2 separate regions of the Homo sapiens genome follow, and region 2 is linked to region 1. Evidence: chromatin loops called from intact Hi-C (ENCODE). Cell type or tissue: uterus. All regions are shown on one strand. Links, peaks and the distances in the headings refer to the core of each region. The heading gives the core; the rest is flanking DNA.

What was found. Hi-C counts contacts between places; a loop is a spot of excess contacts. Peaks named below come from ENCODE experiments on the same cell type or tissue, not always from the same donor. Only the 100,000 strongest peaks of a DNase experiment are listed, where the experiment ranks them.
Region 2: it touches region 1 in a loop (5-fold over the local background); 4 of 110 quality-filtered maps call a loop at or near these places.

The regions. Positions count from the first base shown.
Region 1 is chr14:90,281,272-90,284,265 of GRCh38, forward strand. All of the region lies in intron 12 of NRDE2 (NRDE-2, necessary for RNA interference, domain containing), which reads right to left. Among named protein-coding and RNA genes, the nearest start is that of PSMC1, 26 kb to the left of the region's middle. In uterus, for the core only: no CTCF peak of the experiment used is centred there; no DNase peak of the experiment used is centred there.
Region 2 is chr14:90,408,294-90,411,287 of GRCh38, forward strand. No RefSeq gene overlaps it. Among named protein-coding and RNA genes, the nearest start is that of CALM1, 13 kb to the left of the region's middle. In uterus, for the core only: no CTCF peak of the experiment used is centred there; DNase peaks (open chromatin) are centred at 1,218 and 1,629; H3K27ac peaks cover 1,910 bases.

The DNA of each region.
Region 1 (2,994 bases), core at 223-2,722:
AAAAATTAGCCCAGCACAGTGGTGCGCACCTGTGGTCCCAGCTAAGGTGTGGGGAATGCTTGAGCTCAGGAGGTTGAGGCTGCAGTGAGCTGAGACTGCGCCACTGCATTCCAGCCTGCATGACAGAGCAAGACTCTGTCTCAAAAAAACAAAAAATGCTTATGACTCAGACCTGAGCTGGGCCATAATAATTCTCCCCTGTGCGACCACGGGGGAGGCGAGTAACAGTGGCAGGCAGCTGCCCATTGGCTGCATCACTAACGTCCCAAGTGTTTGAGTCCTCCGTGTAGAGAAGCTATTTGGTGCTTTGTAATCACTTGTTTTGGCATTTGTCTACCTTCTTAGCAGACGTGTGCCACCTCCCCATGGGGGAAGCAACATCTCTAAAAAACGAGGAAGCTGAAGGTCTTAAGGCTTTTGCAAATTTTGATTCTCTTTTTTTATCTCCTTATAAACAAATGTGAGCAACTGTTAGCTTATACAATTTTTTATGTAACAAAACATAACCAACCTTGTCCAAACAAAAAAAGATGCATTTCTATAATGCTCCCTCCATGTGCTCCTGAGAGAAGACTGACACTCTGCTGAGAGGTTTATTGGTTTATCTCTGATAGAACTCAGGGGGATTCTTTTCCCTCCCACCAGCTCTTGTAAATGATGGCCTTTCAATATATACCAACTCCTGCCAGCTGTCAACAGGATGGAACAAATTATACTAGAGGGTAAAAGAAAATCTAATGATTCACAATTCAGAAATGCCACTGTTCCCTTTTTATTTAAGACTTCATCAATCCCATGAAATCAACTAACTGGCTTATATACTCATAGTTCCTTCTTTATTGTGTAGGTAGATGACCAAATTAAAGGATTTTAAGTATCTTGAAAAAACTGCAATTTTAGCTAAAACAACAAAACAATAAACAAGCCAGGCGCAGTGGCTCGCGCCCATGATCTGAACACTTTGGGAGGCTGAGGTGAATGGACTGCTTGAGCCCAGGAGTTCGAGGCTAGCCTGGACAATATGTGAGACACCATCTTTACAAAAAATAAAAAAAACAGCCAGGCATGGTCGTGCATGCCTGTAGTCCCAGCTACTCAGGAGGCTGACGTGAGAGGATTGCATGAGCCCAGGAGGTTGAGGCTGCAGTGAGTCGTGATAGTGCCATCGCACTCCAGCAGCCTGGGCAATAAGAAAGACCCTATCTCAAAAAAAAAAAACAAAAAAAACTTTGGCTGAGAGTGTTAATGTATATGCAAAACAGCGCATTTGAAAGTCTCTCCTAAAAATGAGGTTTTAACCTGCTAAATTCCAACATTAGTGGAAAATTTTAATTGCTGTTTGTCCAATTCCTTTCCCTCCCATATTCTCCGTGGCCAAGAATAAGCTTTAATTCCTTCAAACTTTTTTTTTTTGAGATGGAGTTTCACTCTTGTTGCCTAGACTGGAGTGCGGTGGCGCGATCTCGGCTCACCGCAACCTCCGCCTCCCGGGTTCAAGTGATTCTCCTGCCTTAGCCTCCCGAGTAGCTGGGATTACAGACATGTGCCACTACGCCCGGCTAATTTTGTATTTTTAGTAGAGACAGGGTTTCTCCATATTGGCCAGGCCGGTCTCGAACTCCCGAACTCCTTCAAACATTTTTACAGGGAAAAAAGTGCAAGCAAGCAAATAAGCTTGCATGCATGTTGCAAGAGTATATGTATGTGCATATGTATAAGCAAGCACGTATATGCACATGTACACAAAAAGGCACAATCGCACAACCAACCTCACAGCCCTCCTCCAGGGAGCCTTAGCCTTCCCCCCGGCCTGCGAGGCTCCCTTCTCCCGCCTCTTCAGGCACTCGCTACCTTCACCTTGCATGCTGGCCCTAATGTGATTTTTCACTGTGTTAACAAAGTGCTAGGAGCCTGCCCAGATGCCTCAGGAACTGCTAGGGGCAGTCTCTGCTCTAATTAGTCCTTAGTTCCAATACTACCTTTCCAAAAAGAGAGAAATTCTCTAAGGGGCCAGATCTTTTTTTCAAAGCCAATAAGCACTTTTTGTCTACAACCGAACCAAACTAGGCTCATGGAAGATTCTTAGTAAAAATATTGTACATTTGCACCTTACCCTGCCTCTACCTGTAAAAGACTGGGTAAGTTAAACTGGCAAATGTGCAAACTCCACCATTTTAAATGTAAAGATGGGTGGAATCTTTATGCTGGGAATATCAGGGAGCATCTGCTCTGCTCCCTCAGCTGAGCAGCCTGATGACAGGAGTGGAGGTTTCACTAAAACCCTGGGCTCCTGACTCTGCTGCCTCAAACTGTTGTCTCTACTAACAGCAGCATCCTGCCTGCAAGTTTCCAGCTCACACACGAGTCAAACCATAAGATCAGAGCTTCTGGGTCTGAAGAATAAATGTTAAGAGAAATGCATAAACTTTTGCAGGTTTTTTGTTTTTTTTTTTTTTGAGACAGAGTCTGGCTCTGTCGCCCAGGCTGGAGTACAGTGGCGCAATCTTGGCTCTCACTGCAGCCTCTGCCTCCTGGGTTCAAGCGATTCTTCTGCCTCAGCCTCCCGAGTAGCTGGGACTACAGGCACCTGCTACCACGCCCGGCTAATTTTTTGTATTTTTAGTAGAGATGGCGTTTCACCGTGTTAGCCAAGATGGTCTCAATCTCCTGACCTCGTGATCCGCCCACCTCGGCCTCCCAAAGTGCTGGGATTACAGGCATGAGCCACCACACTCAGACTTGGTAATTCATTTTTGATGCCAACTTCTGCCCCCAAGAATGTGCCCATTATTCCTGAGTGTGCCCATGAGCAGCTGTCCTGAGGTCACAGGTCCTGCCCAGCCCCTCAGGCCTTCAGTGCCTGGCTCCTTCCAGAGGTCAGAGAGACACACCCGATGAATTCTGGAATCAAAGACAGGCATGAGTGGGGGCCCAACAGATACGGATACTCGCTCTGTATCTCTTTACACTCCAGTTTTGTCATGTGTAACATGA
Region 2 (2,994 bases), core at 266-2,765, 130 kb after region 1:
TGCATAGCTTTCAATTCCTTTTGCTCTCAACAAGATAGACCTGCCCTCAGATGTAATTTCACTGGGTCTCTAGTACTGTGAGAGTGAGGGGCCAGAAATAACCGTAGACACATCCCACAACCGTCTTACCCTAGTTTTAAGTAGTTTGAGTGTTAATAGCTGACATTTTAACCTATTCTCTTAGCCTATTAACTTGTCCATGCTTGCTTTTTATGCGGAAAATTTACACCATAAGGATTAGTTTCCTTTTAACCCCAATCCAAGCCTCTTTAGGACTTGTATAAAGAAATACATTTTTTTCAATAAGATGGGAATTTTAGATGACAACCAAGATGATACCTTGGTTCATGTCAAGAGCGGGACAGCTGAGGAAAGTGGGGTGGGATGCAAGTACAATTTAGGACCTTGGCATTGAAGCCTTCCCCTTAGTCAACACTGGCCCAGACCCTGGTTCTTAGATGTAGCAGGAGAGGCTGCCTGCTTCTGCCCCCTTTGCTTCCAGAAAGGCCTTTTCCAGCTGCCTCGTGTGTTTCCCACTCTGCCCAGAAGGAGTGAGAGGGCTGAAAAGCGGGGCGGGATAAGGCCCTGCTTTCGACAGAAGGCTTGAGACACATCTCCAGAAAGCATTTAAAGAGCCCCTCCTGCACATAGGAGCTGGGACTATAAGGACATGGTCATCACCGTGGAGACGGCCCTCTGCTCTGAGGCTTTAGACCTGGCTTCTGGATTTGGTTCTGTCCCTCCAGCCTCAGGCAGGTTCTTTACCTTTCCCAGGCCTTGGTATCCTCCTTGGTAAGATCATATTGGACTTGGTACCTTCTGCCTGTGGCTTTCTAGGATTATGACCGACCTGGTTTGGCATCACTTTGTGTTTAGATAGATGAAATTGCAGCCTAAAGGATGGGAGGCAAAATTGTGTAGGAGTGCTGTGTCCTTTGAGATGACAAATGGGATTTAAAAATTCTCACCAGCTTCATGTTGGAGGTGGAGTGGAGGTTAAGCTTGCTATTAAGACGTGATGTAATATTGGAACCTGGGTCAGAGAAACTGATTGTTAAGTGACTTCCATTCTCCCAGGACGGAAATAGGAGGCTACCACTGGGCCTGTAAGGGATTCAGTCCAAGTGACATCATCTGGTTTTCAGCAGCTCCGGTTTAGAAAAACACACACACATTTCCGATTCAAGCTGAACTTTCCCGGGCACTGGGGGGCTGGAGCACCCAATGACTCAGGATGCCTTAGAAGGAAATAAAACATAAAGCTTTTTATAGCTTGGTGCTTCTCTCCCACTGCCCTCAACTCTCTGCCAAGGAGTGGGAGGAGTTAGCTCATGGACCAGAACTCCCATTAAAGCCCCTGAACTCTGATTAAATCAAGTGGCAGTTTTCCTCATGAGAATTATGTTCTTTGTGTCAGGAACCTTAGGAATGAGTGTGAATTGACACATTCAGATTGTGGGGTTTTTTTTTTCTCTTTTGAGGTGGGGTCTCATTCTCACTCAGGCTGGAGTGCAGTGGCACAATCACAGCTCACTGCAGCCTCCACCTCCCAGGTTCAAATGATCCTCCCACCTCAGCCCCCCCAGTAGCTGGGACTACAGGGATGTGCTGCTGTGCTCAGCTAATTTTTAAATTTTTTTATGCAGACGCGGTTTCACATGTTGCTTAGGCTGGTCTCAAACTCCTGGGCTCAACAAATCCTCCCACCTTGGCCTCCCAAAGTGTTGGGATTACAAGTGTGAGCCACTGTGCCTTGGCTCAGATAATTTTTTTTTTTTTTTTTTTTTTTTTTTGAGACAGAGTCTTGCTCTGTCACTCAGGCTGGAGTGCAGTGGTGTGATCTTGGCTCACTGCAACCTTCGCCTCCTGGGTTCAAGCAATTCTCCTGCCTCAGCCTCCTGAGTAGCTGGGACTACAGGCGCACACCACCACGTCTGGCTAATTTTTGTATTTTTAATAGAGACGGAGTTTCACTATGTTGGCGAGGCTGGTTTTGAACTCCTGACCTCAGGTCATCTGTCCGCCTTGGCCTCCCAAAGTGCTGGGATTATAGGCATGAGTCACTGTACCCAGCCCCAGATAGTCTTTTCAATATCATATCTTAGTTTTATTTTCAGTTTTACAAAGGCTAAAAGGAAAATCCAGAGTTTCCTCTAGCAATATAATTATTTGAACATTTTGTTACAACAAGATCTTTAGATCCTGGCTGTATGTAAGCATGTTTGCTTTTAAACTGATTTTTCATTTTGAGTCTTTGTATACCCTTCAAGTTGTGATTTTTTTTAAGTTACTGCATTTTTTAGCAAAAGATAGATTTTTTCCTGCATAGACATATCAGAATCAAGATTTGAGATAGATTGTTTTAAAAATGGAAAATAAGTAAAAAAGTAATTATAAAATCATATCTTAGTTAAAAGGAACAGGTCATATAGGTAAAACTTCCTCTGAGTGCAGGTATCCATATCTGGTGATTCTCAAACTTGGAATACTTCTAACACTGGACATCTAATCCTGTTTCCACAAGGCAGAACTTGGGCTTTCTCCCTTTCAATGACAAGAAGTTAATTAACAGCCCATTCCCATTTTTATTTTTATTTTTTTGAGATGGAGTCTTGCTCTGTCGCTCAGGCTGGAGTGCAGTGGCCTGATCTCCACTCACTGCAAGCTCCGCCTCCCAGGTTCACACCATTCTCCTGCCTCAGCCTCCCGAGTAGCTGGGACTACAGGCGCTCACCACCACACCCTGCTAATTTTTTGTATTTTTAGTAGAGACGGGGTTTCACCGTGTTAGCCAGGATGGTCTCAATCTCCTGACCTTGTGATCCACCCGCCTCAGCCTCCCCAAGTGCTGAGATTACAGGCATCAGCCACCGTGCCTGGCCAACCCATTCCCATTTTTACAAAAGCATTTTTCTGAATTTAATAGAAATGCTGTTGATTATTTAAAATTTGTGATGTCAAATGACCCATAACCTATAAACTATAGCTGAGACT